5 separate regions of the Homo sapiens genome follow, and all the other regions are linked to region 1. A link is an interaction called in ENCODE POLR2A ChIA-PET data of the cell type or tissue named here. Cell type or tissue: HepG2. All regions are shown on one strand. Region 1 overlaps LINC01762 (long intergenic non-protein coding RNA 1762). Region 2 overlaps MAB21L3 (mab-21 like 3). Region 3 holds the start of MAB21L3 (mab-21 like 3). Region 4 holds the start of ATP1A1-AS1 (ATP1A1 antisense RNA 1). Region 5 overlaps ATP1A1-AS1 (ATP1A1 antisense RNA 1).

Region 1 (5,000 bases):
GAACAGTGTGACTTTAATAAGGTTAAAGTTTGGCATTTTTACAGCTTTCATTATGATAAGGTTTTCAGTCACATGACGGGGAAAGAGCTAGAGAGGGTCCATCCAAACACAGCCGGTCAGACCTCAAGGTCTCCTGCCAGCTCCCCAGGGGTTCCTCATGCTGCAGGGCCGGCTTTCTAGCTGCAGTTTCTGCCCTGCTGGTGGAGAAAGCCTGCTCCTATCTTTGGCCTCTGGGACTAATTGGGGAAATGAATTCAGGCAGCTATTTTCAGACAGAAAGAGCCCTTGGCTGACTTAGAAGCAAATGCCCCATTCTTTGGCCAAAGGTGTCACCCTGACCTTGGTCAGCAATCAAGCCACCAGCTACAGTGAGAGCAGAGGAGACTGTTCTCCTCCCAAAGAACTGAGGGGGTTCCATGCTTTGGTTAATACCCTCCAGCCTAGAATACATACTCTATTGTCCATCTGGATTTGTCCATCCTTCAAACATCTGCTCCTCTGGGAGGCCTTTCCTGATTTCATCCTCCCTTCCTGGCCCCAGGAAGAATTCATCCCTTCTCACTCCCATGGAGCTTAGGCCATACTTCTCAAGCAGCAGCTATTTCAGTGCCATGAGTTCCTTGAGAAAGTGCCTTCAGCCCCACTAGACCCGTAGCTCTCCATTTACGATTCACCTGTGCCTAGTTTTTCTTTGAATACTCAGCCCATAGTACAGTGCCTAACACACAGTAGGTGCCCATAAATGTTGACTGAGAGAAAAATTTAGCTGAAGGCACATCCCTTACACTGGGAAGAAGGCTTAAATGTCATGTCCTCCATGCTTGGATCATCTTTGCCCATGAAGAACAGGAGAAGGTATAATTTCGAAATAGGTTACTAGTTTCTCAAAGTTGGAATTTGCATGGGTTCCTGTATCTATAGCATCTACCATCATGTGTCCACTAGTGTAAATTTCAAATGCATTAATGGTCTCATCTATATCCATTGTGTCATAATGTCGACTCATTTAGAAAATTCTTTATTCAAACTGGACAATTCAAATCAACACCATCAATTATATAACTACCCTGTGTCACAGCCAGCACTAGGCCATTCAGAAATACAGAATTAAGAAGTCCCTGTCCAAAGGAGTAGAGTCTAGTCGCCAAAGAGATATAGTCAAGTGTTAAGTGCATATGAGGTCATGGTTTGCATGCTGGCTGTGTGCTGTCATGCAGGCACACAAAGATAAGGGCACAGCATGTTCCCTTGAGAAGTTTATGGTCCAGCTGAGGAGCTAAGCCATTCACTAATAAAAAACACCAAACCGCAGCTGAGCATACTCAGGTATACAGAGATCCCTTAGACCACAGCTCCCAGGATCATGGCGGGTAGCCCCTCTCTGGACCCACAGGTGTGTGAGAACTACCAATGGGAGAAGAGCTTGGCCCTTCCTAATGCTTGGAGTCTGATGGACTCCAAAGGCCACTGTGTTTTGGTGCAGAACTGGAGTTTTTCTCATGGGCCTGGGACTGACCTGAACCATCAGTGCTGCTATGGAGCGGAACTGACTCTTCGGCTAGGCCCTGAGAGACCCCCCCATCAGGGCTCCTTGGATGAGGGATGCCCAGGCCTGGGCTTGACCTCCCAAGGTTATTTTGGACCATAATGAGCCCTGCTTCCGGCACACCCTCGGCTCAGAACCAGCCCAGAACTTCACTGGATGCTACAGGAGGCAGGAGCATTGGTGGATGACCTTCAGAAGTGGGCAGTGCTGCTTAAGGGGGAGGGATCACCCCCACTTCACCTCCACAGCACGTAAGCTTTGCAATTAGAGACCAGGGACCAGTAGAACTTGGAGGATGGCAGCGTGACACTAGAACTGGCCTCCCACGCTGCTCTGACTGGCTTTCCCCGAGTACTGGAGATGTGAGAAGATAGTCAAAGCCACCGGCAAGGGGTTGGGGGCTGAGAATTGTCCCCTTTGCTTGACCAAGGGCCAAGGGACAAAGTAGCAGGGTCCAAGGAGGCACCTCTCTCACATGGAGGGGAATCAGGCTCTATCACTACAGAATAAGTGTCCTCAGTTGGAGGCCCTCCCTGCCCGGGGGAGGGAGATATCCTTGGCAGTGCCGCTCCTGGCCCCCACAGTTCTCTCAGCTGAGCCGAGAAGCAATTCTCCTTTGCCCCTGGCCACTCCTCACTCGTGAGTGGGGAGCGTGACTCACATCTGTGGGGAGGGCAGGCACAGTTAGGTGAGCCTCATTCAAATGCCAGGCAGACGCAAATAGCACGCTTTCCTATGAATAGCTTCCCCAGCTGTTCTGCGGGAGGCTGAGCGCGTCCTTATCCAAAGTACATTTGCCCTGTTCTTATTTATGAGCCGAATCGGGAACCATGGGCTGCTTACCTTTGGCCCCTCAAGGCCAGCTTTGTGTTCTTTGTTCTCTAAAGTCTCACCCAAGTGAAATATTAACTGGTGGTGGGACAAAAGGGCCTGGTGCCTCTGAAGGCAGGGCTGGTGGAGAAGGATGCCTGGAGGGTGTGTTGTTCCCTGACCTGGAATTTTCCATTCCTCTTGTGCTCACATGACCAGGGCAGTGCTTTCTTCAAGTCACAAAATGAAGATGGCTGCCAGGGTGGCTGGTGCTAAAAAACCAGATAGTGGTGGCCATGGCTGTTAATGGCACCATCATCACTGATGATGATAATCTCAGTGGTACAGCCTGATGGAAGCTGTTAGGCCTGAGTGCCAGGAGGCCAGGGCCGTGGCCATGGCTCTGCCTCCACAGCAGCCTGGAGAACCTTGGGGAAGCCACTAGATGCCTTGGCCCTCTACTCCTCAGCTGTAACACGGGGAGGCTGGGAGCACAGAGGTCCTTTCCTGCTCTGATGATCTCTGCATTTATGAACTGCATTGATAGCTGGTCGCAGTAGCTGTATTGCTTTATCTGTGAGGAGTTATTAGGGTGCATCCTCCACTACCTTTGTACCTCTCTTTCCCTTCTCTCCATCTGCCTCACTGTTTCTTGGCCTCATTCCCTTTATCTCATTTCCTTCATCTTTATCTTCAGGCCGAGGACTTCTAAGCTAGACTACACATTGATTCAGTGTCTTTTGAATCAAGAGGGCCCACCTCTGCCACTTTCTAGTTCTGCCACTTCCTAGCTATGTGACCTAAGCCAAATTATTTTGTTTCTCTGCATATCAATTTCTTCATCTATAAAAAGGCAATCGGGTTAGGGCTTTTGTAAATATCGCACATAGTGTCTTGTATGTGAAGGCTCCACGGATAGAAGGCATGGCATGTTTAACATGTGAAAATTGGCATACATAAAGAACTCATCTTTCTTCCCGCAGACCTCCTTCTGTCTCTGTTTCTGTTACCAGGGATACTCTCCTCCGAATTATTGGGGTTTGGGGTTGATGTCAGCTTGCCTTTTTTGTCCCCTTGTTCCCTCCAGTATGTGTCTCCAGAAGCCTTCCTTTCCATTCCTGTGGGGTCTGACAGTTGTTGGAAGAAGGCCTGCAGGTCCAGGGCCGAGCAGGGGCCTCCACCGTCTGCTGAGGTGGGGATACTATCTTTGGGAATCACTGGAAGTTTTACTTACACAGGGACTTTGCCTGGGGGTGGTGAAGGGATTGGTTTAAATCATTGTTGACTGGCCAGGATTTCCTGAAGGTGAATGTGGACCTCATTGACTGGGGCCAAACAGACCTGAGTACACTTTCTTGGACTTGCTGCTGACCTCCTTACTGTCCAGAGTCTACCTGGTGCGTTCATGTTCCCTACACACTGCAGGTTGTGCATGAGGATGTCTTTCAGGGTGACACTGGCTTGAAAAGTTAAGGGAGGCAGCCAGGTGCAGTGGCTCATGCCTGTAATCCCAGCACTTTGAGAGACCAAGGCAGGCAGATCCCTTGAGGCCAGGAGTTCTAGACCAGCCTGGCCAACATGGTGAAATCCCATTTCTATGGGTGTGGGAGCCTGCACTTATAATCCCAGCTACTTGGGAGGCTGAGGCATGAGAATTGCTTGAACTCAGGAAGTGGAAGTTGCAGTGGGCTGAGATTGCGTGACTGCCCTCCAGCCTGGATGACAGAGCGAGACTCGTCTCAAAAAAAAAAAAAAAAAAAAAAGAAAAAGAAAAGAAAAAAGAAAGAAAGAAAAGTTAAGGGAGGCAGGTACTTCCAGAATAGCCCATATTACTCTTTGGGAAAAAATTTTTTAAATTGCTTCCTCTAGAAGATGTCGCTCTGTGGGCACATAGCTTAGTGGAATATAAGCTGGGTTTCAGTACCCACTTGCCCCCTTAGTGCAGAGCCTTTGTGCAAGATACAACCTGCCCAGTCTTAAGTGAGTCCTTAACTCCCATTCCAGACCCTGGCACTCACTCATTAGATTCCAAGTTCCATGAGGACAGGGTCCATGTCTCCTTCATCAGTGAGGTCCCAGGGCCTAGCAAAGGGCCTGGCACGATGCAGATGCTCAAGAAATATTGCTGGATGTTGAATGAATGGATGAATGAATGAACAATGCCTTGTAGCTAGGAATGCCTGGTGTAATTGGTACCAAAGAGCTCTGAGGGCAATAAAGTGGGGCAGTTAAGAGCAGGTGCTTTGGAATCAGAAAAGACTGAGTCTGGATTTTGCCCTACCTCTTAATAGATGTATGATCTTAACTGAGTCTGACTTCCTTCATCTTTAAAATAGGGGTGTAATAACACCTAACCCATTAGTGTTATAATGAGGCTTCGATGAGATGATATATGTAAAGCACATATATTAGTGTTTGGCCAATGGTGAAGTTGTAAATGATGCTTCCTGGAGAGCACTAAGGATAGCATTTCCCCGGGGGCCTCCCCATCCTAACTGCTTTAGGGTTCCCATACCAAGTAGCCTTCCCAGTCATTCTCAGTATGCATCTCGGATATGGAGTGAGGCAGCTTGTGGCTGCAGTGATTTGTTTGCTCTTGGCACCCATCCACATAAACTTACTGAGGCTTCAAAACCCATTAGGC
Region 2 (5,000 bases), 340 kb after region 1:
CAACATGGTGAAACCCCATCTCACTAAAAATATAAAAACTAGCTGGGCGTGGTGGCGTGCACCTGTAATCCCAGCTACTCAGGAGGCTGAGGCAGGAGAATCGCTTGAACCTGGGAGGCGGAGATTGCAGCGAGCCAAGACCACGCCACTGCACTCCAGCCTAGGCGACAGAGCGAGATTCCGTACCCTCCTCCGCCCCCCTACCACAAAAAAAAAAAGATTAATAGTAAAATATCTCCTGGCAATAAAACTGAAGGTCCAGCCAGTTCTTTACATGAGTTAAACCAAACTTTCCAGCAAAGAGATTACCCCAATATTATTGGAATAGAATAGGAAAAATAAGGAACAGCTACTTCTCCTAAAAGCCATAGCTATAAAATTCTAGAGAATATAGGAGCACTCCCATGACCTGAAAAGAGAGAAGGATTCCTTAAACAAGATGCAAAATGTGCTCCATTATAATGGAGAAAGTTGCTGAAAATCCACCCATATTAAAATGGAGAATTTAGATTGGCGTAATCACTTTGGAAATATTTTGACAATATTTAGTAAATTTAAACATTCATGTATTCTGTGAACCTACATTTTATTCTTATGTGTACACCCTTAAAAGACTTGTGTGCATCTGAAGATGTATAAGAATGAGCATAAAAACATCATTCAAATCACAAAAACTGGAAACAATGCAAATGTCCAATTACAGTAACAAGAATATATAAAGTGTAGCAGCAGATTCCCACAGTGGAATATTATTTATTGGTGAAAAGGAATAAACGACTGCTACATGAAGACACACATGGGAGTCTCAAAAGCATAAAAACAATCTCAAAAGATTGTTTCTCTGTGGCCATGAGAAACAATCACAGACGACTTTATACAGTATGATTTCATGTATGTAAAGCCTTTAGATAAATGAAACAGTCAAAACTAAAAACACAATTTGGGATGCATGCAGATCATATTTTGTTGATTCTAAGCCATGTCTCTTTTTTTGACATTTCAAACACTTCAAAATTGAGATTCATTTTGTAACCAAAATTTTGTAACCAAACCATTCATTTTGTGAGTCTCTTTCTTAGAGGTGAAATAATAATGCATCTTACAATGTCGGGAGCTTAAGTTCAATGAAATATGGTAGGAAGTAGAACTATAAAGAAAAACATGAGAATGATTAACATAAAATGTGGGATACCTACGATTACCTATGTCTGGGAGGAAGGAGGCTGCTGGAAGGAAGGGGAAGCAAGGAGAATTCCGTATACTGACAATGTGCTATTTTTCACCAAGGTACAGTATATTGGTGTATTATTATTATTATTATTATTATTATTATTATTATTATTATTATTTTGAGGCAGAGTCTCACTCTGTTGCCCAGGCTGGAGTGCCGTGGCACAATCTCGGCTCACTGCAACCTCTGCTTCCCAGATTCAAGCTATTCTTCCACCTCAGCCTCCCCGAGTAGCTGGGACTGCAGATGTGCACTACCACGCCTGGATAATTTTTTGTATTTTTGGTAGAGACGGGGCTTTGCCATGTTGGACAGGCTGGTCTCACACTCCTGGCCTCACGTGACTCCCCCCGCCTCAGCCTCCCAAAGTGCTGAGATTACAAGTGTGAGCCACCGCGCCCAGCCTGCTTTATTATTCTTCTTTAAATAGGTTAGATTCTCACATGTATAAATATATTTCACAATTTAAAAAAACAAAAAGAGTGAATGAGGCGAGTAGGTGGAGATACACGTATAGTAACTCAGGAAGCTGGACAGTAAAGGGGAGAAGAGAGTGAAGCGGCCATTGCGGGAGGATGTGGAGGAAACTACAAGAAATAAATGGAAAGACTGAAGAGCTGGGAGGCATCTGAGCTGTCACATGTGGAGAAATTGGCCTTTCAGGGAGATACCTTCTATATTTTAGCAAGAGGGACGAAGGGGAGAATGGGCTTGCAGAATTTGCAGTGAAATTTTCTCATGTTTCCTCTGTGATGGTTTATATTTTCTTTACAAAGAATTTATCTGTGGTCTGGTATAGTTATCAGGAATGGTAGAGATGGGCAAATAGCACGAGGGGTAGGCATCTAAAATGAAAACATTTGTTCAGCAGTTATCCCATGCCAGGTACTCAACTAAGAGCCTTTTACATCCATCATTCCATTCGTTGCTCTCATTAACACTATGAGGTATATATTCTTTCATGATGCCTGTAACAGTTTCCTAGGGCCATAGGAAAATAACCAAATACCACAGACTAGGTGACTTAAATAACAGAAATGTATTTTCTCCCAGTTCTGGAGGCTGGTGGTCCAAGAGCAGGTGTGGACAGGCTGGTTTCTCCTGAGGCCTTTCTCCTTGGTCTGTGGGTGGCTGCCCTCTGCGCATGCACATCCCTGGCATCTCTCTGTGTGCTTAATCTCCTCTCCTTTAAGGATACCCGTCAGACTGAATCAGCTAATCACCTCTTTATTATTAACTTAATCACCTCTTTAAATACAGTCACATTCTGAGGTGCTGGGGGTTGGAGCTTGAACTTATGAATTGTGGTGGACACAATTCTGGCCATCACAATGCCCATTTTGGAGAGAAGGAACTAGAGACACAGAAAGGCCAAACAGCTTGCCAAGGTCATGCAGCTCCTCGGCATCAGAACTGGGATGCAGACGCAGGCAGGTCAACTGCGGTGGCTGAAAACCAACCATTCCTCTACACGCCTAGTCTTGGGCCTGGAAGAGTGAAGAAGGATTGAACGGTCTTTTGGAGAATTAAAAAAAAAAAAGAACAGAATAAAGGAGTAATATTCTCTGGCTTTTCTTAGCTGTGCAATCTGTCCCAGGAAACAGAATGGAGCTGAATGCCCCGGGAGCCTGGATGGACGGTCCTCTCATAGGCTCCCTTTTAAAATCTGAGTTTTAAGGAGAAAGATGTAAATCTCGGCTAAAATGGCAGGAAAGGTCAACAATTTGGCATGAGCTGGAATCCACTCATCCTTGCTCTGGAGGGACCAGGTGTAAGTTACGGGCTGAGAAGTGTGACACCTGCTGGGCTCCGAGGACGAGAATGGGTGGGACCTGGCTCCTTTCATATGTGTTCCCTTGCTGCCCTCTGCTGGCAAGAATTGGGAATACGCAGGAAGCTGCTGGTAGCCCTGCTTCCTGCAAAACCCTCAGATCTCAGGGGAAAGACGGAAAGAATCTACCGGAATCAGACTGTGGCGCACGTCAGTTCCTCCCTTTCCACACACGTACACACATATTGAACCAATGTTACAGTCAATTTTCACTTTTTAGCATTCCGTGACTGTGTAGCTGTTTTAAAAGTTGCTTAAGATGGTTTTTGTTTTGTTTTGAGACAGAGTCCCGCTCTGTAGCCCAGCCCAGGCTGGAGAGCAGTGGCCAGATCTCAGCTCACTGCAAGCTCTGCCTCCCAGGTTCAAGCGATTCTCCTGCCTCAGCCTCCCAAGTAGCTGGGATTACAGGTGCCCACCACCATGCCTGGCTAATTTTTGCATTTTTAGTAGAGACGGGATTTCACCACGTTGGCCAGGCTGGTCTGGAACTCCTGGCCTCAAGGGATCCGCCCACCTAGGCCTCCCAAAGTTCTGGGATTACAGGCCTCAGCCACCCTGCCCGGCCGAAATTAAATTTAAAACCTTATTACATTTGCCACCTTTTCAAAAATGATGTTTCCTAAGATACAAGAATATGAGAATTAGAATACAAATTTTTGATGATTTAACAAAATGTTAGTTTGTTCACCATTTTATATGCTCTTTTTAAATTTTTTTTTTAGAGACAGGGTCTCCCTTCCGGTGACTCCGTCACCCAGGCTAGAGTGCAGTGGTACAATCAAAGCTCACTGCAGCCTCAGACTCCTGGTCTCAAGGAATCCTCTCATCTCAGCCTCCTGAGCACCACATCCGGCTAATTTTTAAATTTTTTGTAGAGACGGGGTGTCAGTGTCTGGCTATGTTGCCCAGGCTGGTCTTGAACTCCTGGTCTCAAGTGACCCTCCTGTCTCAGCCTCCCACAGTGCTGGGATTACAGGCATGAGCCACTGCACCAAGCCTTCATGTTTTCAAAAATTGTAAACTCATTGTTGGTTTGGAAATTTTTTTTTCAATATTTTAAAATCATTACTTATTAAACGATAGCCTAGGGACCCCACCATTTGGTTACAGTACTTTTTTTTTTTAATCATACTTTAAGTTTTAGGGTACATGTGCACAATGTGCAGGTTAGTTACATATGTATACATGTGCCATGCTGGTGCGCTGCACCCACTAACTCGTCATCTAGCATTAGGTATATCTCCCAATGCTATCCCTCCCCCCTCCCCCCACCCCACAACAGTCCCCAGAGTGTGATGTTACCCTTAATGTGTCCATGTGTTCTCATTGTTCAATTCCCACCTATGAGTGAGAATATGCAGTGTTTGGTTTTTTGTTCTTGCGATAGTTTACTGAGAATGATGATTTCCAATTTCACCCATGTCCCTACAAAGGACATGAACTCATCATTTTTTATGGCTGCATAGTATTCCATGGTGTATATGTGCCACATTTTCTTAATCCACTCTATCATTGTTGGATATTTGGGTTGGTTCCAAGTCTGCTATTGTGAATAATGCCGCAATAAACATACGTGTGCATGTGTCTTTATAGCAGCATGATTTATAGTCCTTTGGGTATATACCCAGTAATGGGATGGCTGGGTCAAATGGTATTTCTAGTTCTAGATCCCTGAGGAATCGCCACACTGACTTCCATAATGGTTGAACTAGTTTACAGTCCCACCAACAGTGTAAAAGTTTTCCTATTTCTCCACATCCTCTCCAGCACCTGTTGTTTCCTGACTTTTTAATGATTGCCATTCTAACTGGTGTGAGATGGTATCTCACTGTGGTTTTGATTTGCATTTCTCTGATGGCCAGTGATGATGAGCATTTTTCATGTGATTTTTGGCTGCATAAATGTCTTCTTTTGAGAAGTGTCTGTTCATGTCCTTCA
Region 3 (5,000 bases), 370 kb after region 1:
TTTTTTTTTTCTCAATGGAGTGCAACACTTGTGAGTAGATAGCACTCCCAGTAATGTGAGTCTCTGGGTACTAAGTTTTTCTGGAAGTGTGTAATGGACCAGAGACTTGCCTTCCGAACCCTTCACTCATGTTTTTATTTCCAAATTGTGAAAATCCATCTGTCATCTTTTGGGAAATTAAAAAAAAAAGAATTTAAAAAGAAGAGTTGATAAAATTGAATTTGAGTCCAACCTAATCATACCTTAGTTAGCTACATTGACTGGTGCTTTCACCAGAGAGCAATTTTCCAAATTGTATTTCCCACCCAAGTACTTAAAAGTTCCATCCAAGTCAGAAATACCCTGTAGTTGGCTTCTCCCCACCTTTTATGCTCCTGTCCCAACACTAGATGCACCGTGGAACTCAGTATCTTATATCTCCTGGTCCTTATCCTGTTGACAGTAAACACCCCTTGCTCTCCAAGCCAGAAAATCCCACGGATTGATTTACCTTCTTTACAATAAACAAATAGGAAACTGCCCAACAACCAGCCTGACACCCATCATTATGCCCGCAAACAAGTGATCAGGTCTTGTCAGCCAGCGCAGAGCACAACGGTTGGCATTTAGAAAAGCATGCACACACGTACACACAGGCACACACATATACACAGGCACACACGTACACACAGGCACACACATATACACAGGCACACACACGTACACAGAGTGCACACGGGCACACACCCACAGGAATGGCTGGTCAGGAATCCTTCTGCTCACCTGCTGACCTTTAAACGTAATTTCCCTCTTCCAACTTGAAAGCTGGCAGTAAAAATAAAGTCAGTGTAAACAGGTCCCTTTAGAGTCGAGGGAACACTCACGTCTGGTTTTGCCAGCAAAACTTATGTTGGAAAACAGCTCAGGCAGTAAATTCCCAGTTGGGCTGGCTGGGGCTAGTTTTACTACAGAAAAAAAAAAAAAATTTCACAATGGTCTGATCTCCTTGAAGCTGGTAAACATCACGGAGTCTGCTATCAGATAATCTAAAGAAATTACAGCCCTTCTGGGAGCACTACTTACTTTTAAACAATGTTCCAAAGGCAAGTGTTTCCAAGCCCACCTGTAAGTGCTGCCCACAAAGGCCACTGCACTATTTGGGGCCTCAGCGTTTGCATATCTTCCCATACTCTGCCCCAAGCAAAAGCCGCATCAGAGCTCCCTAGCTGCTCTGTGCCCCACCCACGTCATTACCTCCAGCTTTCAGTCCAACTTCTACAGAACTCCTGCCAATGCACAGCCTGATATAAATATTGTAAAGCTACATCCTCTCCAATGACCCTCTGATAGCACCCCTCAAAACAGCCTTGATTTTCCATTTGTTTCTATATGTAATTCTAAATCTCCTTCTTTTGATATCAAGTGCTCCCAAATTTTTCAGAATCTTATTCCCTGGGCTTTTCTTATCATAGTAGTGCCAAACTATTTGTTTTTCACAGACAGCAAGAGCCTCTTTCTCTGAACTTGCAATTTAGAATTCTCTCTCCACCTCATTTTCAACATTACGAAAGTCCCACTGTTTCTCTCATGTGCTCATTTTTGTTGTTACTTCTGCTTTCACTGTAATCATTAACTTGTGAGTCCCTTTCCTCCGGTGGGGTCTTTCCTAATGTTCGAGGGTTACCCCAGACACCTGTCATCAGATGCACAAACTTTCATTATTTTTGCACCTGTGGCTGCCCTATCTTGATTGCTCCAGTACCGCAGCTGATCAAAATGTTATAACTGGAATATTCTCTTGCCCTACGATCCAGCGACAATTGCCGGCTGTGAGCAGGGAAAGCAACCAACAGGGCCAACTGAGCAATCAGGAAACGAAGAAATAATCATGTGCTCAGGGAAGCTACACAGTCCGATTTTACCAGGATGTCATATCCAGGGAATAGGTGTGTTGTGGGGGCACAACCCAATTCCCTACTCCATGATTTAGCTCCTTATGGGCAAATGCTCTGAAATACAGGGCAGTCCCACAAATAGACTCTCTGACAGCTCCTGTCTGACAGTTTGATGAAGACAAGCTTTTTTTAGATGTAGATATCTGGGTAATTGGATATAGGATTCGCAAAAGGATTGAATTACAGTAAGCCTAAGGCACTTGTATGCTAGGCCACTGAGGAAATTCAAAGTTAGCTCAGGTTCTCTTCCTTCCTCAGAAAATAAATATTCTCCTTTCTCATGACTCACACCAAATGCAAGTACGGAAATGTAAACCTGCTTTGGCTCAGTTTCCATTGTGAAGACTAAGAACTTATTACAAGTCAGGTTAACAAGGCATGCAAAACCCTACGCTGCCAATCTGAGAAGTCCCGGGGAGATAATGCTAGCCCTGGTTTACCAGCAGAAGTGTTTGTTACTGATTTACTTAGTGTCTGAGATTTTAATTCCAAGAAGGAGGAAGGTTAGCTTGATCAAAATCAACCTTAAATATACAAATTTGTTAAAGTTTGCAGGATTACAAACTCTGACTTTTTTTTTTTTTTTGAGACGGAGTCTCGCTCTGTCGCCCAGGCTGGAGTGCAGTGGCGCAATCTCGGCTCACTGCAAGCTCCGCCTCCCAGGTTCATGCCATTCTCCTGCCTCAGCCTCGCCAGTAGCTAGGACTACAGGCGCCCGCCACCACGCCTTGCCAATTTTTTTGTATTTTCAGTAGAGACGGGATTTCACCATATTAGCCAGGAACAAACTCTGACTTTTTAAAAGATTTCCTGTAATCCCAAGATGACTCAGACTGAATCTGACAATGCAGAATACCAGGCAGAGATAATCGTCTGTGATGTGCTGAAGTCCACAGTAGTGAACAACCCGAGGCAGGGGCCAGTCTGTTCTGTATCTCCAGAGAAGCCTCAGTACCTAACGCACAACTGGCCCTCAATAAACATTACTGAATGCTTATTTGTTTGCATTAAACATTATGCAAAATGACATTATTTATTAGAATGTCACATTATAAAGTGACATTCTAGTAAATAAAATATATTTTAAGATGTGTAAAATCACCTTACAAATTATAAATTTAATTATATACATGCATCTGTGACTGCTTAAATTGCTATCTTCTTTTATAGAAAGGCCTGATATAAAAAAAAATTTAGCATAGTACTTGGCACATGATAAGACCTCAATAAATATTTGTGTTTATACTCCATTTCACTCCCTGAGGAAAAAGATCTATTTTTTAAGGCTTGTTTGGTTTTTTGTTTTTAAATTTTTATTTCAATAGCTTTTTACGTACAAGTGGTTTCTGGTTATGTGGATGAATTGTATAGTACTAAAGTCTGAGATTTTGGTGCATTCATCACCCACATAGTGTACATTGTACCCAATATGTAGTTTTTTATTCCTTAGTCCCCTCCCACGTCCCCCTTCTGAGTCTCCAAAGTCCATTATACCACTTTGTATGCCTTTGCATACCCATAGCTTAGCTCCCAGCTATAAGTGAGAAGATAAGGTATTTGGTTTTTCCATTCCTGAGTAACTTCACTTAAAATAGTGGCCTCCAGCTCCATCTAAATTGCTGCAAAAGACATAATTTTATTATTTTTATGGCTGAGTAGTATTCCATGGTGTATATGTACCACATTTTCTTCATCCACTCATTGATCGATGGACAATTAGGTTGGTTCCATATGAAAGATCCTTCTTTTAATGTATGTGAGTAATTCTCCTGGTCTTACCTGGTGGGTAGGATTGTTCACTGGGTTGGTCTTCACAGTTCCATCAAAAAGCTGGTCTTCTTTCCTTTCACACCTGACATGGTAACTGAGATAGTTTGAATTTGATCTTTGGTCTGGGTTCAGAGGTAGGGAATCCCAAACACAAATGCCTACATAGGCCAGGTGGTTAATAAAATAAATCAGGATAGAGTAGAACAATGGAAAGCGATAGGGGTCTGCGGTGGATGCAAGAGTATATATCCTATCTGGGATATTCTAACTTGTTTGGGTTATTTGTTTATTTAATTTATCTTTTTTAAGCAACACTGTACTACACACAAGATTCACCCCTGCACTCTGCACTCCTGCAATACTAAAATAGTTACAGTTCCCTGCAAGACCCCCTCCCTCACCATCTTCTCTGGACCCTTGCACCGACAATGCTCACTGCTTGGACTCTCCCCTTACCTTCCACCCCTTCACTGGGCTTCTATTTGTTCTCCAAGATTTGTCTTAGCTGCTACCTGCTCCAGGGCCTTCTCTGATTCTCAAGACTGGGTGGGGGACTCTACACGATGCTTCTAGGCCACCCAGTGCTAAACTCCTACTTTAGCTCTTATCATACTGCATTTTGTTACTTTGCTTGTATCTAGCTCCTGTGGTACCAAAAGCTCCTTAAAGGAAAAGATTTACCTTGTTGGAAACAGTATTTGACATATAGTAGCTGCTTAATAAATGAATGAATGCATGCATGAATTAATGACTAAATGACGGTGGCCCCTTTTCTTATTCTACAATGTAATCCCATTCTATCTCCCATCTGCAGGCATAAGATAAAGTGAGAAAAGTAAAGTTAAATAATGAGTAAGCTCCCATTAGTTCATTTAGGAACACAACAAAAGTAGAAAAGGAATAAGGAAATTTTCCTTGGAAAGGCTGATTTCAACTCAGAAAGTGCAAAACAACAGGATAAGATGTTGTGTACTTGAAGGAAGCCACTATTCACAGCCGAAAGGTGTCAGGAATGTTGAAAAACTGCCCAATAATTAGAACATGCCGTGTAGAACTTAGAAGCCAAAAACCCATGTCTTTGAAAAAGTCATGGCTCCATCTGGCCATTTCAATTAAAAGTACATTATTTCTTAGCTGCAATTATTATCACAATACATATAGAAAGGACTAGTTCCCCAATATTAGACTGAAGGAAGAAAATAAAAGTTTATTTAACACCAACAACTCTACCACTGTAGAGCCTGTGGTCAACAAGAAAGAATGAGAAATAACCAGTGCTGTCAACGCCAGCTCTCT
Region 4 (5,000 bases), 54 kb after region 1:
TATAGACTCTGAAATAAGGAATGTCATTGTAACATAACTCTAGCAACCATTTTGGAATCTCATTTGCTGCCAAGAACAAATGAGGATCTTAATTTATTCAATTTCTTATGTCAGAATATAAACTTTACACAATCCAAAAAACCTTTGCCATGTATCCAAATGAGGATCTTAATTTATTCAATCTCTATGTCAGAATATAAGCTCCACACAGCCCAAGAAAGCTTTCCCATGTCTCCCTCCCTTCCCTGTCATGCTTGTTCTTGTCTGCTGAGATCCCTGCTAGTGCGGAGACTCTACCTTGCACACATGCACACTCACACATGCACACACACTCCTATCTCCATTTTTTGAGGACTCTGATCTGCTTCAGCCTTCAAAGGTGCTAATAGGTTAATTTATTTCTCATCCACCCAAGTCACATACCGTATTTCTTCAAATCTAAAATGACATCGATTGCAAGATGCTACATTTATTTATGTACCATTAAAAAAATTATAACTGCAAGAGTCCAGAGATTTGTTAGGCCCTGATTTTAAAGATGTTTAGAAATGATACAGTGTGAGCCTTGCAATCAATGAAATGTATTTAAATTTTGAAGGGAGCCTTTTGTAGGCAATTCCTTAGAGACTCCAATGGTAGAGTGTCAGGCATCTTGGCGGACTGCTGGGGGAGAGGTTTGGAGTCAGATGATGACTGTGTTGTCACACAGTCACATCATGTAGTAAGCTGTTTATTTCACATCTCCAGTGGGACTGGCTCTAGGTGTGAAGATCCAGTGTATAACAAAGTGCAACATACACAAGAAACATGTAAGAAGAGGTGTAGATCTGTCTATAGGAAATTCACAGATGTCCCGTGATGCTGCATAAATCTCATTGACCACAGAAGGCTGTCCCACAAGTGTTCTGAGAACAGCCTATAGTCAATCTTTTTGCCTAGGCACCAGGCTGAGGTAGAGACTTGAGTTCTAACTTTTGTTTTGCTGTTCTCCAGTCCAGGGGCCAAGTGTCCTAGGTGGATGGTTTTTGTCCTTCGTCCTCAGTTCCTCAGGGGAGGCGAAAGACCATGGGCCTTGGGCTTCAATCAGGATAGCTCCACTTTTATGTCTTGGATATTGTTTGTCTGTGATTCTCTATTTTTAAAAAATGTTCCTCTGCTAAATGAAAGCTTGAAAGCCATTGATACAGATGAACTTTATCCTTTTGTCCACTGCTAAAATTCTCAGATTTATTATTTCACTTTAAAGAGGTAGATTATGGAGAAATATTAGATGCTTTCTTCTTTCATGGTAGCATCAAGACAGGAGGGCCAAGAGTTATTCATGTGAGAGGTTGTTCTGTTCCAACTGCTTCCTCCTCACTGTTTCTGCTGCGGCCTCGCCTATAAGTGAGCCCTTGGGAAGGAAGCAGATTTGCCCAGTGTCTTGGTCTCCTATTGCTGCCGTAACAAATCACTACAAACTAAATGGCTTAAAACAACATAAATGTATTATTTTACAGTTTTTTAGGCTAGAAATCTGACATGGGCTAGAATAAAGGTGTTGGCAGGGCCGCACTTTTTTCTGGAGGCTCTAGGGAAGAATCCATTTTCTTGCCTTTCACACTTTCTGGAGGCCACATTTATTCCTTGGTTTGTGACCCCCTTCTTCCATCTCCTCCAGCAATGGCGAGTGAGTAATTTTCACATCTCCCTGATTCTCTTCCATAGTCACATCTCACTCTCTTCTGCCTCCCTCTTCCACGTCTAAGGATCCTTGTGATTACATCGAGCCTGTTAAATTCAGTACAATCTTCCTATTTTAAGATCACTTGATTATCAACCTTAATTCCATCTGCAATCCTGATTTCCCTATGCCATGTAAGTCGTCTTCGGGGCCATTATTCTGTCTTCCACACCTAGAAATAGGAGTTGTAGTGTGACAGAGCTCGTGAGAATCAGAAAAAAAAGTGACACAAAACAAGCTGCAAAGCTATAAGCTAGTCTATTTTGAGTTGTGACCTTATCCCCATGTTATTGCTAGATAATGTTTATTAAACAAGGGACTCATGGAGTAGCACATAAATATTTCATGTGGGATTGGTGTCACAGGTTGAGCTTCCCAGAAGCTGACCCAGAGATGGAAACTTCCATGAGGGACATTTATTAGGAATACTCTTGGGATTAACACCTTTGGAATAGAAGGAAAATGAGAAACAATTTGTGCAGAGAGATAAGTTAGGCTGCAAAGCAGTCTCAACAAAGGTCTCTGCTGACCCCATAGGGAACTTTGAAGGTGGGGTGAGGGTGCCAGACAAGTATACCTCATTGGATGTGGGCTGCTCCAGGAAGGGGGGTGGGGTGTGACCTTGAGTGAGGATCTCTCTTCAGCTAAGGCACTTCCTGGAGAGGTCTGTCTGCCAGCAAATCCCCAGCAGCTTGAGGGAATAAGTTCACCAGTTCTAAAGAGAAATCTGGGTGGTGCACCCCAATGCCCACTACAAAAGGACTCTAGTGTAGGGAGCTTGTCAATGAACTGGGGGCAACTCTCCAAGGCTTAGGTCCTAGAGCAGAGAAAGTGTGGATAGGAAACGTAGGGGTTTGCCCAGACAGGCAAAGAGCTGATTCAGAAAGGATATTTTTTTCATCTTCTACCTATACCCCAGTCCCTGCAGAACTCTGAGGCTCCCTACCCATAGGGAGACAGTCTGCCTGCTGGTCACCTCCTACTCATCACTGGGAATCACAGACAGAACAAGTGGTGGCAACACCGGCCTGAAGATTCTGGACAGTGAGTAGATTTACACAGAGTAAACAAGAAGCTGGACTGAGTTTGGTTTAATCTGTCACTCCAGAAACCCACAAGCTGACAGCAGAGTCAATTCCACAGTATTTATGTGCCTTGGTGGCTGCTGCTCATGGTGGCTATTTCCCATGATCACATCTCATTATTCTTTATTACCTTGTCATCTGGAGGAGGAAGGATATCATCATCAATATTCTGTGAATTCCTAAATTATTTCACTTCTTCCAAATGAACTCTGTCTCACTAGCCTTGTGACCCTGGTGTCCCTCAGAACTCTACGCAGGGCCGGGAGTCTAGTTTAGCCTTAAGTGAAGGCAGAATAAGTGGCTCCCCCACTCAGGGTCACCAGAAAAATCCTAACCCGTGAGAATCTTCCTACCCTGTTTTCTGATGTCTGAAGTCCCAGGGCACAAAATTTTCAACTTCAAGCTCTGATCCCAATTAAATGTAGACACTCTCAGAAAGGGTCACTATCTCTTAATGAAACTGCATTTTAGCCGGGCGCGGTGGCTCACGCCTGTAATCCCAGCACTTTGGGAGGCCGAGGCGGGCGGATCACAAGGTCAGAGATCCAGACCATCCTGGCTAACACGGTGAAACCCCGTCTCTACTAAAAACACAAAAATTAGCCGGGCGTGGTGGCGGGCGCCTGTAGTCCCAGCTACTCAGGAGGCTGAGGCAGGAGAATGGCGTGAACCTGGGAGGCGGAGCTTGCAGTGAACGGAGATCGCGCCACTGCACTCCAGCCTGGGCGACAGAGCGAGATACCGTCTCACAAAAAAAAAAAAAAAAAAAAAAAAAGTGCACTTTAGATGTTTTCCTGGTGGGGGGGGGGGGGAGTGGGATATAAGTAGCAGTGTTCCAAGTACCAAAACCTCCCTGAGTCATCTGTGAAAAGCCATTTGGCAATAATACTGAAAGCTTTTAAATGCTCACATTCTGACTTAGCAGTTTCACTCCTGTGAATATAACCTAAGGAAACTGATCTCAATACTGAAAGGACTTTATACACAAGAATGGGCTGGGCAGCAAAGTGCTGTAATCCCAGCACTTTGGGAGGCCGAGGCCGGGTCGAGGGAGAAGCACCTGAGGTCAGAAGTTCGAGACCAGCCTGGCCAACATGATGAAACCCCGTCTCTACTGAAAGTACAAAAATTAGGTGGGCGTGGTGGCAGATGCCCGTAATCTCAGCTACTCAGGAGGCTGAGGCAGGAGAATCTCTTGAACCTGGAAGGCGAAGGTTGCAGTGAGCTGAGATCGCGCCACTGCACTCCAGCCTGGGCGACAAGAGCGAGACATCGTCTCAAAAAACAAACAAACAAACAAACAAACAACCAAACAAAACAAAAAAGAATGAATAATTTATAATCGTGAAGCTTTGGAAGCCACTTGAATGTTGAACATTTGCGAGATGCTCAGAGAAGTGACAGCGTATCAACCCAATTTTTTAAAGTCCTGCCATTAAAAATTATAGGTAGGAAGCGTCAGTACTAACACGGTGAAAATGTTCATGTTACAAAGTGGAAAACAACCCTGGATTCAGTTTAGTATGTGCGTTTTACCACAGCTATGTAGAAACAAATCCATACACATGGAAATCGAATGAAGTGAAACGCATGCAAATGGTAATGATGCTGTGCTTGGAGGCAGAATTGGAAGCAGTGTTAAAGTTATTTATCATCATTCGTGTTTTTAAAATGCCGTGTGATGGCCGCAATACTTCTGTAACGAATGATGTTTAAGCACGGAGCCCTTCACTGGCCGACGCGCGGGTGGGAGATAGGAGCCGCGCCCAAGCTCAGGTGGCGGCTGCGGGCAGGGCCGCCTGGGGCCGCAGCCGGGCGCGCTCCCGGCGGGGACCCTCTGCTCTCCTTGCAGACGGAGGCCGCGCCGGGTTTGGAGGCATCCCACAGCCTCAGGCCGAGGACCCGCCGCGAAGCGCCGCCTCCGCGGGTTGACCCTCTGCAGCCGCCGTAGCGCAGAGACGAATCCGCGCTCCCCCAGGCTGTCGCGCGAGCTCCCCGGAAGCTCCCACCTGAGCGGCGCATCCTCAGGGCCTGGGCCTGGCCTCCTTGCCTGTGAGATGGCACTGTGACGGTGCCCACCTCGTGGGGTGTGTGAGGGCCGAGTGAAATCGTGCATTTGCGGTAAGAAAGTGCTTATCACGGTGCCCAGTCCTAATATGGGCTGCCAGCCTAAGTACAGAGTCCCAATCCCA
Region 5 (5,000 bases), 63 kb after region 1:
GATGGTTACAGAAGCTCCATGTCATATCCAGAGAACACTCAGCGGGAGGAGAGACAGAGACTAGATCTTCTTGTGTCTCTGAGGAGTGAAGAAATTTTTCTTGGAAGCCCTCTGGCTGAATTCACTATGTTGTAGAGAATTGGTCACAACTGTATTCCTAAATCCATCACTGGCAAGGGGGTATAGGAGTCTCATGAGTAGATGAGACTGAGCAGGAGATCCCCCTGGAGCTGAAGGTGGGAGAGAAAGGCGGATACAAAAGTGATCAAAAAGTAGGACCAAATGACAGAATGGGAAAAGATGCTTGCAGTGTCTAAAACTGACTAATATCTAGAATACACAAGGAATTCCTACAAATCAGGAAAAAGACAGCAACCCCATAGAAAAATGAGTAAAAGATATGAACATGCCATTTATGGAAGAATTAACCCTAAAATCTTACAAAATATGATAAAATGCTCAAAATCATTGTTAATCATCAAAAATATGAATTTAAATGAGACTTTACATAGACTGAAAACAATTATTAATAGAAACCTGCGAGGTCTGAGAAAATTAAAAAAAAAGAAAAAAAGCCAGCTGGACAATTCCAGTGATTGGCAGGGTGTGCAGACATGGGAACCTCACGCTGCTGGTGAGACTGTGGACTGGTGCAGCCATTCTGGAGGGCAGTCTGGTCTTCTTGGTGAAATTATGTAAATGAATATATCATGTGACCCACAGTTCTGTCCCAGGAGAAATTCTCACAAAGGCCAGGAGAAGACCTGTGTGAGGATGCTCCTGCAGTCTTATTAGTGGTGGAAGGGAGTTGCCCACCAACTGAGTGTCAATTATTGTGAAAAATAATAGGTCACATGTGGGGCGTGCACACAAAAAGCACTGTGTAGCAGTTAGAAGCAACTGGAGTATCATAGGAAGGATCAGGAGTACTCATAGCAAAAAAAAAAAAAAAAGAAAAAAAGAATCTACTTGGTGGTTATGAGTTTTTTGGAAAAGTCATTTTCTGTTGAACATGCATACTGAGATGTATAATGGGTGAAACCATGTCTGGGATTGTCTTAAAATACTTCTGAAAGAAAGAAGTAGGGATGGAGAGGAGAGACTAGATAAAACACAATTGGCAAAATGTTGGTAAAATTGTTCAAACTACATGATGGCTACATGGAAGTTTGTGATATTATCTTCTCTACTTTTGTGTACCTTAGAGAATTTTCATGATAAAAGTTTAAAAGTACATACACACACACAAAACAATACCCATGTTGCAAGAACACATTGAAATAAGAAGATAAACATTAAAATGGTTGGTTACCTTTTAGGAGAAGAAAGGAAGGAGAGCTGAGTGTGGTGAAAAAAGTGAAGAGTGCTGGCTTTGGAAGCATGTATGCTAAAATTGGAACCACACAGAGATGACCATGACCCCTGTGCAAGGATGCTGTGCAAATTCATGAAGCATTCCGTATTTTTATAAGTAAATAAATGGAAAAAAGTGTAAAGAAAAAAGATCCAGAAAAATTGGGATACCCCAGTGGAGCATGGGATGGGTAAAGACCAAGGGGAGGGCATGTACATTTGGCAGGCAACCAGCAGGGCCTGCCCGGAGCCCATCCTTATTTTCCCCAGGAGCCTCCTCCCAACCCCTGAGGCTTGGTTAGGCTCCACCTGTGGTTTTCTGTGGTACCAGGGGATTTTCCTCTTCTGGCACTTACCACACATCCTCTTAAGACCTGCTCATTGCACTGTCTTCCCCACCAGACTGTAACAGGGAGTGGGCCTATGTGTTTGTTTTGCTCAATTCCATTCCCCCAGCATGTGGCACATGGTCCACCATTCTGGGTGTGCTCTAAAATCCGTTGAGTGAAAAACAGTAGCCAGTGTTTGTTGAGTATTATCTCACTTTATTCTCAGAACTCTATGAAGTAGGAAATAGTATTTTCACCCGTTTGATTAACAAGGAAATGGAGGAGGCTCAGAGAGGTTAAGTGACTTGCCTAAAGTCAGAGCTAAAGTATGGCAGAGCAAGATCCAGGCAGACCAGCTGCCATTAGAACCAGTGTTCTCAATCCCTGCACCATACTATCTTGAAGAGGGATGGAGGCCAGTGGTGTCGAGGAGAGAAGCTAACACACTTGAAATATTTTTCAGTCAACATCAGACACTCCCAAACCAAGAGCTAATGTGGTACAGACTCTGGGAGCTGTGTGGTAGAGAACGGAGTGGAGTGATCAGAGAGATAGGGAACATTGGAAAAGAGATTAATAGAATGTGATAGAAAGTGATTACAGTTGAATCCAAAAGCATCTTCCCTAAATTGTCATGGGGTTGAGATGGTAGGCTGAGGCCCAGCCCACCCCTATGGGGGTGTCTCTTGCCTTCTAGGTAGTTCTTAATTAGTGGTTCTCAACTGGGGGTGATTTTGCCTCCAGCGGACGGACATTTGATAGTATCTGAAGACACTTTTCCTTGTCACAACTGGAGGGAGAAGGGTGGCTAATGACATCTAGTGGGTAGAGCCCAGGGAGGCTGCTAAACCTACTAAAATGCACAAGGTACAGGATACCGTCCCCCAAAAAGATTCATCTGATCAAAAGCTTAACAGTGCCACAGTTGAGAAACCCCACCAGTTCTTAACCTGAATGATAGTTTTGACCATTCACCCACTCTGCTTCCACAGTCTTTCTCTCTCAGCTTCCAGAATCTCTAAATACAAGGACATGGCAAAGACACAGTGTTGTCAAGAGAAGCCTGCGTGTGGGCTGGGCCTAGAGAGCCTCACATGATGGCATTTCCTTTGATGGTTCATTACAGCCCAGGGCCACTGTACCATCATCCCACCTTTCTACTCTCTGATGCTTAGTCCCAGTGGTGTGCTGGTTAATGTTTAACAACCAGCTCTCTGGGAAAACAAGTCCTGGTTTGTAGCATTTGACAATTTCCATGGTGTAACTATTCCAACCTTGGCCAATTTAATGTTGCCAATGAGAAGTCACCTTGTTTGCAAAATTCCTGAAAATTTAACAAATGAGCTGGTGTGAGCCAGCTCCTGCACACCACTGCTTAGACCCCACCTTCCAATCTTCCATGTTCTCTCATAAGCCACATAAATGCGTACCCACTGAGTCAATGGCTTAACACAATGAAAGTGGGTTTCTCACACAATAGTCTGATATGGGTGTTCCTGATTGAGTTGTTCTCTCACATGGCCCTCCTCCAAGCAGCGACTCAGGGCCAGGCTCCTTCTGTCTTGTGGCTTACTTCCTCTAGAAGTTCTCAAACTTCAGTATGCATCAGAGTCATCTGGAGAGCTTAAAATGCAATTCCCCAGAGTTTCTGACTCAGTAGGTCTGGGATGGGGCTTGTGGATGTGCATTTTATAAACAGTTCCCAGGCATTGCTGGTCTTGCTGGTCTTGCTGGTTGGGGGACACATTTTGAGAATCATTGCTCTGAGGCAATGATTTGATTTTTTTTTTCTTTTTTCTCTTTTTTTTTTTTGAGACGGAGTCTCGCTCTTTTTGCCCAGCCTGGAATGCAATGATGCGATCTCGGCTCACTGCACTGCAACCTCTGCCTCCTGGGTTCAAGCAATTCTCCTGCCTCAGCCTCCTGAGTAGGTAGGATTACAGGTGCCCGCCACCACGCCCAGCTAATTTTTTGTATTTTTAGTAGAGATGGGGTTTCACTATGTTGGCCAGGCTGGTCTTGAGCTCCTGACCTCAGGCGATCCATCTGCCTTGGCCTCCCAAAGTGCCCAGCCTGAGGCAATGATTTTCTACCTTGGCAGCACACTGGAATCACCTGGGAAGCTTTGTTAAATCCTGATGCCTGGTTCCACTTCCAGAGTGTCTGTTTTAATTGGTCTAGGATGCAGCCTGACAATGGCGATATTTAAAGCTCTCATGTGATTTCAATCAACAGCTAACGATGAGAACCACTGCTTGAGGGCCTTCCTATTTCTTCCACCATGCATCTGGTAGGTATAGAAAGAGAATGCTTTTTTGTGGAAGGGCTTATGGGCCAGGCCTGCAAGTGATAGGTACATCAGGTGAACTCCTGTTCCGTTGCCTAGAACAGTCACATGGCTGTACCTCCACAAGGTGGGGTGAGAAATGTGTTCAAGGTGGGTGCTTAGGAAGAAGAAGGGGTATGGTTTGTTGAACAACTAATAAGTTTCTGCCATGCCTACCTACTAGCTACTTCTTTGGAATAAGTATACCTAGCTAGCTGCTCAAGTATATGGACCCACAAGAATCTGATGAGTCCACCTTAGTATATGGGAGTCTCTGGCTTTAGGGTATGTTGAGGTAAAAACCACCAGTGGCAACACAGGATTCTTTTATGTCCCTAATGGGAAGCAGCTTGATCTAATGGAAAGATTAAGGCTTATAGATATGTGTTCAAACACATTCTTAACCACTTCTTACAGGCTACTAACCTCTCAATTTCCCCTCTGCAAAGTGGGGATTATATTTACCTCTAGCTACTTCATAGGATGAAATGAAATAAAAAGCCCCCAAAATAGTGCTGTAGGCAGTAGTACATGTTCGATAAATGTTGGTTTCCCTTCCCTTAGAAAACATTGCCTTGTTGGCACCAGTGATAAGGGAGCTGGATTGGGTGACCTGCAAGGACTCTGGGCTTCTCTCCTGGCACATGCACATGGGGTGAAGAGCTGGCTGTGAGCATTTTGCTGTCCCTTCTTTGGGAGAGAACCCATACGCAGAAGACTTTTATAGTAAAGGATGAATGTTTGTTTCTGGGACAATATATAGTTGGCAATAATGTCTTCATATGCCTGTCATTTTAGCAAAACTTTAAAAACTTGCAACCAGGTGGGCGCTGTGGCTTATACCTATAATCCCAGCACTTTGGGAGGCCAAGTCAGGAGGATCTCTTGAGCCCAGCCTGGGCAACATAGTGAGTGAGACCACATCTCTAAAACAAACAAACAAACAAAAAAACACCACCAACAAAAACTTACAAGCAGTTTTATATAGAGCA

What was found. Peaks named below come from ENCODE experiments on the same cell type or tissue, not always from the same donor. Only the 100,000 strongest peaks of a DNase experiment are listed, where the experiment ranks them.
Region 2: POLR2A ChIA-PET joins it to region 1 with 11 read pairs; 16 of 35 experiments call an interaction of 5 or more read pairs at or near these places.
Region 3: POLR2A ChIA-PET joins it to region 1 with 12 read pairs; 3 of 35 experiments call an interaction of 5 or more read pairs at or near these places.
Region 4: POLR2A ChIA-PET joins it to region 1 with 129 read pairs; 10 of 35 experiments call an interaction of 5 or more read pairs at or near these places.
Region 5: POLR2A ChIA-PET joins it to region 1 with 35 read pairs; 10 of 35 experiments call an interaction of 5 or more read pairs at or near these places.

Annotation. Positions count from the first base shown.
Region 1 is chr1:116,472,782-116,477,781 of GRCh38, reverse strand. The region is part of intron 2 of LINC01762 (long intergenic non-protein coding RNA 1762); the gene reads left to right. Among named protein-coding and RNA genes, the nearest start is that of LINC01762, 3.5 kb to the left of the region's middle. RefSeq lists a cis regulatory region at 2,444-2,457 and an enhancer at 2,378-2,522. In HepG2, no CTCF peak of the experiment used is centred here; a DNase peak (open chromatin) is centred at 2,391.
Region 2 is chr1:116,137,311-116,142,310 of GRCh38, reverse strand. It overlaps MAB21L3 (mab-21 like 3), which reads right to left. Exons shown (of 8, transcript NM_152367.3): 8 at 4,162-5,000. Among named protein-coding and RNA genes, the nearest start is that of MAB21L3, 28 kb to the right of the region's middle. RefSeq lists enhancers at 2,909-3,203, 3,302-3,351. In HepG2, a CTCF peak has its summit at 3,064 (motif pointing left); a DNase peak (open chromatin) is centred at 3,070.
Region 3 is chr1:116,107,573-116,112,572 of GRCh38, reverse strand. MAB21L3 (mab-21 like 3) reads right to left here and starts at 1,174. Exons shown (of 8, transcript NM_152367.3): 1 at 1,063-1,174; 2 at 763-944; 3 at 1-166. In HepG2, no CTCF peak of the experiment used is centred here; DNase peaks (open chromatin) are centred at 1,592, 1,852 and 2,762; H3K4me3 peaks cover 2,558 bases.
Region 4 is chr1:116,418,388-116,423,387 of GRCh38, reverse strand. ATP1A1-AS1 (ATP1A1 antisense RNA 1) reads left to right here and starts at 4,766. Exons shown (of 3, transcript NR_027646.1): 1 at 4,766-4,929. RefSeq lists a silencer at 4,558-4,687 and an enhancer at 4,647-4,941. In HepG2, no CTCF peak of the experiment used is centred here; DNase peaks (open chromatin) are centred at 2,767 and 4,787; H3K4me3 peaks cover 1,242 bases.
Region 5 is chr1:116,410,233-116,415,232 of GRCh38, reverse strand. All of the region lies in intron 1 of ATP1A1-AS1 (ATP1A1 antisense RNA 1), which reads left to right. It also overlaps the pseudogene RNU6-817P. Among named protein-coding and RNA genes, the nearest start is that of ATP1A1-AS1, 5.9 kb to the left of the region's middle. In HepG2, no CTCF peak of the experiment used is centred here; a DNase peak (open chromatin) is centred at 2,862.